Linked DNA regions of Homo sapiens: regions 2, 3 and 4 are each linked to region 1. Evidence: chromatin contacts called from ENCODE Hi-C or POLR2A ChIA-PET data. All regions are on one chromosome and are shown on one strand. Each heading gives the region's core, a stretch centred on a gene start or an enhancer-like site at or near the end of the contact. The rest is flanking DNA. Distances are from core to core; before and after follow the strand shown.

The links. Hi-C counts contacts between places; a loop is a spot of excess contacts on that map. ChIA-PET counts read pairs that join two places held with the same protein, here RNA polymerase II (POLR2A). Pooled maps may share reads with other maps.
Region 2: a map of PC-9 shows a loop between it and region 1 (2.7-fold over the local background). The contact joins two enhancer-like sites. A Hi-C loop is called at or near these places in 1 of 168 maps with a recorded cell type or tissue (PC-9) and 1 of 50 pooled maps. POLR2A ChIA-PET finds 5 or more read pairs at or near these places in 3 of 52 experiments (A673, WTC11 and activated CD4-positive, alpha-beta T cell).
Region 3: a loop to region 1 is called in a map of Right ventricle myocardium superior, with 8 times the contacts of the local background. The contact joins two enhancer-like sites. A Hi-C loop is called at or near these places in 3 of 168 maps with a recorded cell type or tissue (CD8-positive, alpha-beta T cell, Right ventricle myocardium superior and dorsolateral prefrontal cortex), 1 of 37 single-sample maps with no recorded cell type and 1 of 50 pooled maps. POLR2A ChIA-PET finds 5 or more read pairs at or near these places in 3 of 52 experiments (AG04450, activated CD4-positive, alpha-beta T cell and activated naive CD4-positive, alpha-beta T cell).
Region 4: a loop to region 1 is called in a map of cardiac septum, with 7 times the contacts of the local background. The contact joins two enhancer-like sites. A Hi-C loop is called at or near these places in 1 of 168 maps with a recorded cell type or tissue (cardiac septum), 1 of 37 single-sample maps with no recorded cell type and 5 of 50 pooled maps. POLR2A ChIA-PET finds 5 or more read pairs at or near these places in 3 of 52 experiments (A549, H1 and activated CD4-positive, alpha-beta T cell).

What each region holds. Positions count from the first base shown.
Region 1 is chr1:91,650,365-91,653,064 of GRCh38, forward strand. No RefSeq gene overlaps it. Among named protein-coding and RNA genes, the nearest start is that of CDC7, 150 kb to the left of the region's middle. Within about 2 kb of position 1,432, at least 17 of the 41 ENCODE cell types and tissues checked have a DNase peak (open chromatin) inside an H3K27ac peak, as active enhancers do.
Region 2 is chr1:91,536,160-91,538,859 of GRCh38, forward strand. The region is part of intron 4 of LOC102723436 (a long non-coding RNA gene); the gene reads right to left. Among named protein-coding and RNA genes, the nearest start is that of CDC7, 37 kb to the left of the region's middle. Within about 2 kb of position 1,357, at least 2 of the 41 ENCODE cell types and tissues checked have a DNase peak (open chromatin) inside an H3K27ac peak, as active enhancers do.
Region 3 is chr1:91,581,287-91,583,986 of GRCh38, forward strand. No RefSeq gene overlaps it. Among named protein-coding and RNA genes, the nearest start is that of CDC7, 82 kb to the left of the region's middle. RefSeq lists an enhancer at 909-2,108. Within about 2 kb of position 1,410, at least 6 of the 41 ENCODE cell types and tissues checked have a DNase peak (open chromatin) inside an H3K27ac peak, as active enhancers do.
Region 4 is chr1:91,750,206-91,752,998 of GRCh38, forward strand. The region is part of intron 4 of TGFBR3 (transforming growth factor beta receptor 3); the gene reads right to left. Among named protein-coding and RNA genes, the nearest start is that of TGFBR3, 130 kb to the right of the region's middle. RefSeq lists an enhancer at 2,731-2,793. Within about 2 kb of position 1,257, at least 14 of the 41 ENCODE cell types and tissues checked have a DNase peak (open chromatin) inside an H3K27ac peak, as active enhancers do.

The DNA.
Region 1 (2,700 bases), core at 182-2,681:
AATGCCGGAGTCTAAATCCAGACAGTCTAAATTTGGCATCCATGCTCTCAACCATGACAAGAGAAAAGCTGCCTCCCCTCTCATTTCCTGATCTCACCGATTCACCACCTACCCCAAGTTGCTAGAAAAACAATTCATCTTTTTTGATAGAAGAATATTCCTGTCAAGGCAGGATTCCCAGCTGTATTTGGTCTCATAGCTCAGGTAGAACAAAAGTGAGGTGAGGAAGAGAGCTGGGAGGGAGAAAGGCCCAGTGTCTGGGATGGTCCTTATATCCCCTTCCCTTGACAAACACATTCCCAGAAAGAATCAGTATAGAGGAAAAAGGGAGAGAACAGAAAAACTGCAGATAGGTCCAACTGACTGTCCCTCCCTGGAGAGTGGTCCCCTCCAGGCCTGGTGGCAGGCACTCTGTGGCCTGCATTCCAAAGATGGGCTTTGGTTTTTGGACCCAGGAAGAAGGGGCCAATATGCATCAGGGATCAAGTCAGAGTCAGTGACTCAGCCCACACAAGGCCCAGAGGTTCAGTAACACATCACAAGATGCTGAGACATGTCTCAAACACTTGCCAGCTGAGTCCATCTGGAACATGAGTTCTGAGCAGAAAAGAGCAGGGAGATGAGGGGAGGAGCCCTGGATGTGCTAGTCAGTGAGAACTGACTCAGAGGTGACTTCCAAGGCCAACCTGGGGTGATCTGGCTGAGTCTCGGACCAGTCTCAAGTGCTGTGGAAGGTCATGAGAGTGGCAAGGCTGAACCTCAAGACCAGTTTCCCAAGCAGGGAGGAGAGGGTGACTCCAACACTGCCTAGCCTCTCCCATGCCGTCCCTTTCTGGTCTCACTCAGGCCAGGGAGGACTGTTTTCCCAGGATGGCCCACCCTGAAATGTAGGAGGCAAAAGAAAGGAGCGCTATCAAAAATCCCTGGGGCAGTCTTGTTGCCACTTCTCTGAATCCTTTCAAAGGAAAAGAGCTCATAAGCAAGGCCATGAAATTGTTCCCACTTGTATAAGCAGAATTCTCACACTTGTGACTATTGAGCTTGTGATGTGAAATTACTTGTTCCATGTCTGTCTTTCCCACCGGGCAGTAACTGTTACCAGGGAAGGGACCAGGCTGGTCTTGTTCACTTGTGCCTAGGAGAGTGCCTGGTACACAGCTGGTGCTCAACACATATGTGTTGGGTGATAAACTGTGCATGGACGCTGGTCTTCTTCTAGCCCTTAGTTAGGAATTAGTATGAACAAGACCTCTTCCCACCCTTCTTTACCGGACCAGCCTGCAGATGCTCTTGCTCCCCTCTCCCCCGTCCACCAGGGCCTCATTTTGCATTTGCAGAGCCGGCAATTAAAACTCCCCCAGAAACTTTCTAAGAGCCAGAGGCCAGGTCACGTGGCTTGGGCCACCGCATGGAGCCTGGGCCTCCTCTGGCCCCAGTTGCAGCTCAGGTGTCAGAGGCTGGGCTGGGGGTGGGGGCTGGACTGGGAGGGCAAGATTTCTAGGAATCACTGGGGGCCTGAATTACTCAGATGAAGAATTTGAGAAGTTGATTCAGCTTTTGGGAGGAAATGTCAGTAACTAGGGGAAAAACAACTGGGATGAAGGGCGAGCTCCCTGGCTATGGGAAAGTGTGCTGGCTCCAAGTCAAACTGGCTCTCATCCAGATTTTTATTTCTGGTGTTTGGTGGTTACATAAAAAAAGCTTATAAACTTAACTCCAGTTAGAAAAAAATACAACTATTTCTAATATTGATCCTGGATAATCCCTTCAAACCTGTCAGGGAGACCACCCGGTGTGAAGGGAGGTGGGGGCCCAGTAGGTGACAACTTAGGGAGGGCTGGGGCCAAGGAGGCTCTGGGGCTGCTTGATTTGGAACAGCACCTTCTCCATGCAGGATGCCTGTTTTACTGGTCACCTGGCTGCTTCCTATAGGATTTTAAGGACCAAGGGACAAAAAGTTAATGTACAGGCGTGCAGCCTCCAGCAGTGATTCCTAGCCTTTCTAGAGTGCTCCCATGCTCACATTTGTATCTGATATTTGGTGACTCTTCCTCTCTGGGCAGAAATAATAGGTTAGTGTATATTTTTCAAGTGGAAATGAATTAAAATAATTTTATCAGATTGATAAAAGCATGACAAATACCAAATAGAGGAATTAACGAAGTATATGAATGGACAGTTCACTATAGGAAAACAAATGCCAAATGAATGTGTGCAAAGATGTTCATCCCCAACAGTCGCCAAAGAAATGCAATCAAAACAAGGTACTATTTTGTGACTTTCAGATTAAAAGGACTAGAAAGAAATAATATCGTTTTTCAGTTTTAACTCTTGGAAGACCAGCAAGTCAACTGGAAGACCACTAGGCCTGAGGCCTCAGTCCGATGACTGGTCACCATATTCTCATATAAAAAGCATAGAGAGACAGAGTTCTTCCCAAATGCCTACAATAACCAGTTAGAAAATACAATGGGAAAAAAATTCCTTTCACAATAGCAACAACAACAACAAAATTTTAAATGCCCAGGAATTAATAAATTAATATAACAAGAAATGAGGAAGCTAGATAAAGAAAGCATTCTGCCTTACTGAGAGACAAGGACATCAAAAGAGGGGCACATCTAAAAATATCCGGATGAGTTAAAGATTTCATTGTAAAATATCAAATTGTAAAAGTCCTAGAGGAAAAGCTAGGTAATT
Region 2 (2,700 bases), core at 107-2,606, 110 kb before region 1:
TTTTTTTTTTTAAATGACAGGCCGGACACGGTGGCTCACGCCTGTAATCCCAGCACTCTGGGAGGCCGAGGGTGGGCAGATCACGAGGTCAGGAGTTCGAGAAAACCTGGCCAATATGGTGAAACCCCATCTATACTAAAAATACAAAAATTAGCCGGGCGTGGTGGCAGGCGCCTGTAATCCCAGCTACTTGGGAAAGTGAGGCAGGAGAATGGCTTGAAATCGGAAGGCAGAGGTTGCAGTGAGCCGAGATGACGCCACTGCATTCCAGCCTGAGTAACATGAGCAAAACTCCGTCTCAAAAAAAAAAAAAAAAAAAAAAAAAAAAGCAGATTTTTGAAAATGATAGTTTTTAAATATTTTCATTTAACAAATTAATACCTTTAACACATACGTAATTTACAATGAATTTAGGTATTAAGTTGAGCCACATGAAACTGTTGATATTTGATCTTTTTTTAACCTAGAAAATCAATAATGTCATGTAGTTCAACCTAATACAACCTCATTTTGAGATAAATGTTAGGAGTCTATATTTGAGGCCCTGCCTTTAGTGACTATGAGGCCCTAGCTAAGTGCACTGCTGCCCATCCCAACTCTGCCAATATTGATTATAGCCTTAAGGCTGAGGGCATCCCATCTGTGTATGCGAATGTTCAACCTCTAAACAAAAGGGGTCTAAGCCCTCTGACCAAACAGTGGAGACTGAATACTGGGCTAAAAGAAAACTAAAATCTAGAATTCTAAATTCTAGGCAAGCCTATAGTATATATTAAGGACAAGCAGATGTCTGATATGTCTTTGTAAGTTTTCCAAGTACAAATGCTGGAGGCTTCTCTGTTCCTGAGTTCTCAAGAAGGAAATGCAGCAGTGCCTGATGCCTAGTGGGCCTACAGAAGTATTAACTAACTGGCTCATTTTCTCCTTCACTCAACTGATTTTGTCCTCACTCTGTAATGCTAAAGATGAGACCGGTTCTGTTTTACTCATTCTCCCCAACTTCAACAGTGAAAACAGTGTTAAACAACTCCAGGGTCTTTCCTTTCCCTTTCGCTCTGCTCTCAAACATACACCATCCTCCCTCCTTAATTTCCTTGCCCACTTGCTTCTCCAGCCTTCCCTTTCTCTACAGCCTTTTTGCCTCTGCCTCCTCCTGTGCCTCTGGTAACCACTGGGTAGTCAATGAAGAAGCCAGTGCATTCCCCTTCCCCTACATCATATCCTGAGCTCATCTTCCCTGACCTTGAGAGGGCATGAGGTGCACCTTGGTGCTCTCAATAAACCAAAGTTGTTTTAATAAGCCCAGTGAGACTAAGATATTTAAATTCTTCTTCTCACTCTCATCACCACAATGTGAGATGGATCCAAATATTTTGCAACAGCATAGCCTTGGGCCAGCAGCTCTTGAGTTATAAAATGTTGCAGCAAACTCTCCTTGCATAGCAATGTTATCACCCAAGAACTCCATCCTTAACCCTATCAGCAAGAATTCTAGAGTACTTTCTCTTTGCCATGCTCACAGATTTTCAGAAGTTTTTACCTGATGGAACCAGCATCTGAAATCTTCATAGAAGCATAGGCAAGACTCCTCTAGCAATTCCTTTTTTCCTTCCCAGATACCATGTTTATGCAATCTATCCAAGCAGGAGCTTAGCAGTGGCACTTGAGTCCACTGAAACTAATGCTTCCCTAATTGCACAATTAAGAGGTGGCAGACATTTGAATTGGCAGCTGGACTGCAGTAGGTGGAAATAAGAACACTGTGTTCCTTTGCATGTGAAGTCATGTATAGTTTTTCCAGCATATGATGAAGTTGCAATAAGAAGGAAAATCTGGACTTTAGCTTTTTGGTTTTCCTCTGGATATAAATTTTAGAGAATCTCTCCATGCTGTAAAACCTTATAGCACTTTGTATCTGTTGTGGAGCATCATTTCCCTTATCCTGCCTCTCAGTGTCATGATTTGTATGCCTGTCTTATCTTTGAGCAGCTGCCAGGTCTTACCGATTTTCTTATCCCTTTACCCACCCAATGTCTAGCGTAAGTCCTTTGAATGCACAGAGTTAGCATTCAGTGACTATTTATTGAAATATTAAAGTTGCTTTGCTTTGGAGCTGTTTTTATCTAACCCTTCCACTGCTCCATTTTATTTAGAAGGACTTAGGATTTAATATATTAGAAAGATGACTGCAAGGGATTCATATTGGCAGGTCTCAATGGTTGCATTTTCTTTGGGAAACTCTTAATACAAAGTAGTGGTCCCCACTGATCACATCAGTGTTCTGAGACCCTACCTTGTCTCCCAAACACATCCTACCATAGCTGATTGATCCAGGGGATATACCTAACAGGATGGGTCCCTCAAATTGTCACTTTCAGATATTTAAAACCTTAAGGGAGTGGGTTTGAGCTGAGTTCTAGTAAAGACTTGGATCCTGAGGGAAGATTCAAAGGCTTATCACTAGGGCTGCCCTTGTTCCCACTTCACCTGAGATCTGGTCTTTCTGCTCCTCCTTAAATCCTTTGAGCTGCCCCAGCATCTTTCTGGAAAATCCCTTTTGTTCTCAAGTTAACTAAGATCCATTTCTGTTGCACACACTCAGTTGACCTAAGCCAATAGAATGATTGGAAGGGGCACAAAGAAAGCCTGCTGGGCTTCGAGCCTGATGCCGCCTTCAACTTGCTGTGTGATATAGTATAA
Region 3 (2,700 bases), core at 160-2,659, 69 kb before region 1:
AAGCTCTAATCAACCTACAGTCAACAGTAATGTACACTTAAAATTTGTTAAGAAGATAGATAGCATGTTAAGTGGTCTTAAAAATAATTTTCAGATTCAGTTTTGATTGAGAATTACCCACCATTCCTCCAATCTGTAATCTAAGTGCCAGAGGCCCTCATGGAGTAAAGCCTCCAGCTCTCCTTCTTAGAGCTGGTAGCACATTCAATAACTACCTCCCTCAAGGGATTTGAAGTGTGCTAAATTAGGTCTTCATAGATACAAGAAAGCTGAACATTGAGGCCAAATAAATAAAGATGAAAAATCCAACCCTTTCATTCATCAGATGTAGGCAGAGAATGCTTTAGAATTCTCCTTGACTCTTTTTGCTGCATTGTTCCATTTTGGAATGTGTGTACATAAAAATCTCTGATGAAGGTTATAAAAAGAAAAAAAGACATTCTGAATGCAAAATATAGAATATATCTGTTTTTTATGTCAACTCCCTTGGCTCTTGGTTGAACCGGTAAGATTTGCTGTTTCAGACCCTCTGTTGTCTAACCTGAGTCCCATCAGCTGTCTTGACATTCTCAGCTTTGTCACAAGGGGTATCCATGAGAGAAGGTAGATGGATCCACTCAACCAGTCCTGGAAATGAATGTGTGACTGACCGAATGTTATTTTTACTATAGAAAGGGCCCTTTAGAAAACCACTCTGGTTTGCCTGTCTTGAGAAATGACAATGAAATTAGTTGTAATCAGTTGAGGATCACCATGTAGACATATTGATTAATCTATAGCATTATGTTATGGTATCTGGGGAAATTTTACCCTTTCAGAAGACTTTTGGCAAAACAATGGGTGAGGCAAAGTTTTCAGGACAGCAATGGAAAAGGGGGCTGGCTAGTCTGTGGTATGTGAATTTGAAAGCTATATTAGATCTGTTTGGATGCTGTGGGCAGCAAATACTGGAAATACCAACTCGAACTGATTTAAGCAATAAGGAAGTGTATTGTTTCACATAACGGGAAATCCAAAGGCAGGTGGGCTCCAGATGTGATGTGTCAGGGCTGTGTTCCGTCTCTCACTGATTCTCCTTACCTTGCCCAACCCTGTGTCAGGTTTACCCTCACCTGAAAGCAACATGGCTGCCACTTTGGAGCATCATATCCAAACACGGCAACACCTGTAAGAAGATCTGTCTCTTCCTGTTCCTCTTTCTTAGGAGCAAGAAACTGTTTCCCAAAACCTCCCCACAGTAGACTTCCTACTTTTCATGGGGCAGAATTGGGTCACATGACTGTTCCTAAACCAATCAGGGAACTCCCATGGTTGGCTTAAGCAGAACTTGCCCCTGGAGCTGAGCATGGAGCTTATCCCCTGGACCACACTGGGGAGAGACACAGAATCTGGGGCTATCAGGAAGGAAGGAAGAAGGTGAAGGGATGAATCATGAGTTGGCCACGGGAATCTTGGTCCTTACTGAGTCTGATTACAGCATCACCACATGCTTTATCCTATGAGACAACATTCCTCACAGTTTACTCTGCAGTTTCGATTGGATTTTTATGGGAAGCATCATTTTTCTCTGACCTCGTGCTGCAATTTTGTTTCTTTTTTCCTTAGCAGAGACCACAATGGAAATCCTACTATAGAAACACTTGAGTGCTATCAAAGGATCAGACCATATAAGGTGCTAGAGACCTTTTTATTTTAAATAAGAAACAAAACTATTTATACTTTTACAAGGAGTCTGCCCTATTTTAGTAAATATTTGGCAAAGCTTCTTGATTAAAGAGCAAACTGACCCTTGTTCTGCAGGGTTGTTTTGCCATAACTAAAATCGTTCATTAATTTTCTGAAAATAGAAGCAGCAAGTGTGTGTTCTTTTGCACTGTGACTAAAGTAGTGCTTACTTGTGATTTGTTTTAAGCTATATTTACTTAGGCGTAATTGTTCAGGTGTCTTTTAAACCTCAGCTCTCGTCAGACCCCATTCTGAGTTACAATCACCAAATGGTACACTCGGAAAATAATCTCCCATGGATGGAGCTAAGATGCATTAATCTGGCCCTGGAGACTCTGGCGTGTTTGACAATACATTTCAAACTGGGTCTCAGAGGTCCTGCATTTGGTAACAAGTTACAACTGTTTTGACAAATAGCGATTCCCTAGATTATTAAACAGTGCGTAATCTGAGAGAAGCTTGTTGAGCACCATATGTTTCTGATTCATTGGCAGTTAACTCATTGTGTGACGTTGGGCTTGTGGGAAACACTCCAGACCTGATCACCTTTCTTCTTTAAAAGCATCCTCTTGCCAGCTGAACTGGGTGTGGTGCAGCTGCAAAGAGTGGTGTTAAATTAGTCTCATAAACTTCTGCAGGACAGCCATATTGGGAGTTATCCCACGATGCCACACAGTAGACTGGGTTGTGGCTGGCCGGCAGGCAGGTGCAGGATGTGGTCCCGGGGCTTGTCATCTGTCCCATTCATGTAAAATGTGCCTCTGCCTCCAATCTCCTTCCCCCATCCTCTGGCCTTGGCTGACAGTTTCTGATCCTAAATCAAAGATGCTCAGAAGAAAAGCCATCAGTAGATATCAAGCAAAGGATTTAGAAATATTTAGAATGCTAAAATGTCAGTGCTGGAAATTGCCTTAAAGATCATCCAGTTCAACCTCATTTCTTGGATAAGTAACGTGGGGTGATGTGGCATGCCCA
Region 4 (2,793 bases), core at 7-2,506, 100 kb after region 1:
ATACACCCAGGCAAATCTCCCAGGGGCCACGGGCCATTCACTCACTCACAACATTCACCAGCCTTAACCTAGCAAGTTAGAATAAATCCCAGGGAGTCTTTCAAAAACCCCTTCTGGACCAGGTTTACCAGTTGAAACTGGGCTCTTTCCAATGTTCTAATTGCCATAGTGACATTTAGGAAGAGCTCAATGGCCACAATAGGGCCAAAAACTCCTATTCCTAGGAAACAGGAATGACTTGTTTGAACTAGGGTAGTTGACTGACCCTAGTTCATGAGAGGATCAAGACCCATATAATTAAGGCCCTTAAGGACAAGCCACAAAACCAACAGATGAGCAGACTCCGGAATAAAAATGCATGGTACACAACCACTTGGAATATCCCACAGGACACAATGAGTCATTCCACAAGAGACATTTAAAAAAAGAAGAAGAACCACCAGCAATCTTGAAACATTTAGTTATTTAATCTCCCTTCAAGAGAGAATTTATCTGGGGAAAGACCTCACTGCAAAACACAAACTGGTATATCCGGGTCCCTGGAATACAGGGGTAATGCTTCTGGCCGAGCCAAGAGCTGTGTTTGTGTCTGCAACCTTGACCCATTTGCCACATGCTGTTCTCCAGAGCCAACCTCATGCAGGAAGCTGCCTTGATTGCATTTGGAAGAAGAGAATTCTCATTTTCTCCAATTTCTACTATTCTCATCTTCTCCAATTTTCACTATTATTTAGCGTAATAGTACTTAGCACACTAAACTGCAATTCCCAATTTTTCAATCAGCTCTCCCACACAATGGGAAGCTCCCTGACGACAGGCAATTCACCCCAGTTTTCCCTAGATCCTCCACAGCTAGCACAGTTCACAGTCAGGCACTAAAAACTGTGTGTTGGATGAATGAACAAGCACATACATAAACCATCATACCCGGTATGCTAATTCTGTGTTTTTTTCTAAACATGGGGGTGGGGGAACTGCCAAAGAAGGGAAAGAAGGAAATTAGCAAAGAAAAAAATTATTTCCAGATTTTTAAATGTAACACAATAGAATACAGAATTTTTTTTAAAAAAAGTTCCCTTCTCCACAAGCAAACTTGAATGTCTGAGTTATTCTTAGGGCGTTTTTGGACAGACACTACAACCCTCAGTTACACATCACTTGGCTTCATGAAAAGGTAACAGCTGGACATGCACGGTGGTATGGGCTGTGCGTGTCCCTTCCTAGTGCTGCACTGAGCACACATCTGGGGCTATTTAGCAACTGATTGGAAATTTAGCCTTCTGATTTCCAGTTAAATACTAGGCACAGGAAAACAAATAGCACTTGTTTTTCACTGAGTCTTGTCAGTCATCCAAACTCCAGTGCAGACCAGAGAACTGCCTGTGGTTTGGTGGCAGAGGCCCAAAATATTTGGACCTTTTTTTTTTTAATGCCTCTAGTTTAAGTAAAAGGAATAAACTAGATGTTGGCAGCTCCAGCTTCTTCACCCATCCCTCCCCGCTTCTTGAAAATACAAAACTGGTTTTAAATTTATTAATTTACATTTTTCATTAGGATTAAGTTTTGATTTGTTTTTAATCCAAAGCTAATAGCATAGAGTTTAGTTTCTGTCATTTATTGCAACTGCCCTGCCTTGATATTTACTTGGATTTGCTGAAGAGGCAATGCTCAATTTGCCAGTTTCTGTTCCAAATTAAATTGGGATATAACATCTAGCAGTCGTACTATCAAAGAATCACAGAGTTTAAAAGCTGGGAGGAACTTTAGAGATGAGCTAGTACGATCCCCTCATTTTAGAAATGAGGAAACGAGGTCTGAGTAGTTAAGTGATTTTTTTTCCCGATGATGTATATAACTAGTTAGTGGCAGAGCCAAGACTAGTACTCAGGCCTCCTAACACCCAGGCCAGGGTGTTAACTGGAAACAAAAACCTGAATTACCTCCGAGTAGAGCTGCCCAATAAAGTACAGGACACCCAGTTAAAGTTGAATTTCAGGTAAACAATGAATACTTTTTCAGTATATGTTATGTCCCATATACTACATGGGCACACTAACAAAATGATTTGTTATTTATCTGAAATTCAACTTTAATTGGGCATCCTCTATTTTTATATGCCAGCTCCAGCAATTGTACCTCAAAGACCAAAATCCCCTTCTATGCCCCATCCCCCACTCAAACATACACACATTCACATACATTTGCTCTCTGATTTTAATGATAAATGGCTAGAAAAAAATAGATCACAGCACAGTAATATCGAGAGTGAATGAGGTTGGAAGAAGCTGCTTATTTCTTGAAACTTCTAATCTTAGATACCCTTTTTTCCTTATGAGCATGCAAAGTGACTAAGCCTGACATAAGTAAGCTGGCCAAGGCCTCTGGACTAGGTATTTTAGGTTATTAAAAGCCAGGCACTAGGGTCTCATCTTGAAAACGTCTGCTTGTCCTAGGGCTCCAAGTCTACAGACCTTGCAGGAGAGAATGCTCAAGTTTGGAATACAAATAAAGCAAGATTAAAAAAAAAAAATTAGAGGCCGGGCATAGTGGCTCACACCTGTAATCCCAGTACTTTGGGAGGCCAAGGCAGGTGGACGGCTTCAGCCCAAGAGTTTAAGACCAGCCTGGGCAACAAAGTGAAACCCCATCTTTACAAAAAAAAAAGTCAAAAATTAGCTGGGTGTGGGGGTACATGCCTGTAATCCCAGCTACTCGGGAGGCTGAGGTGAGAGGATGGTTTGAGCCCAGGCAGCAGAGGTTACAGTGAGCCGAGATCATGCCACTGAACTCTAG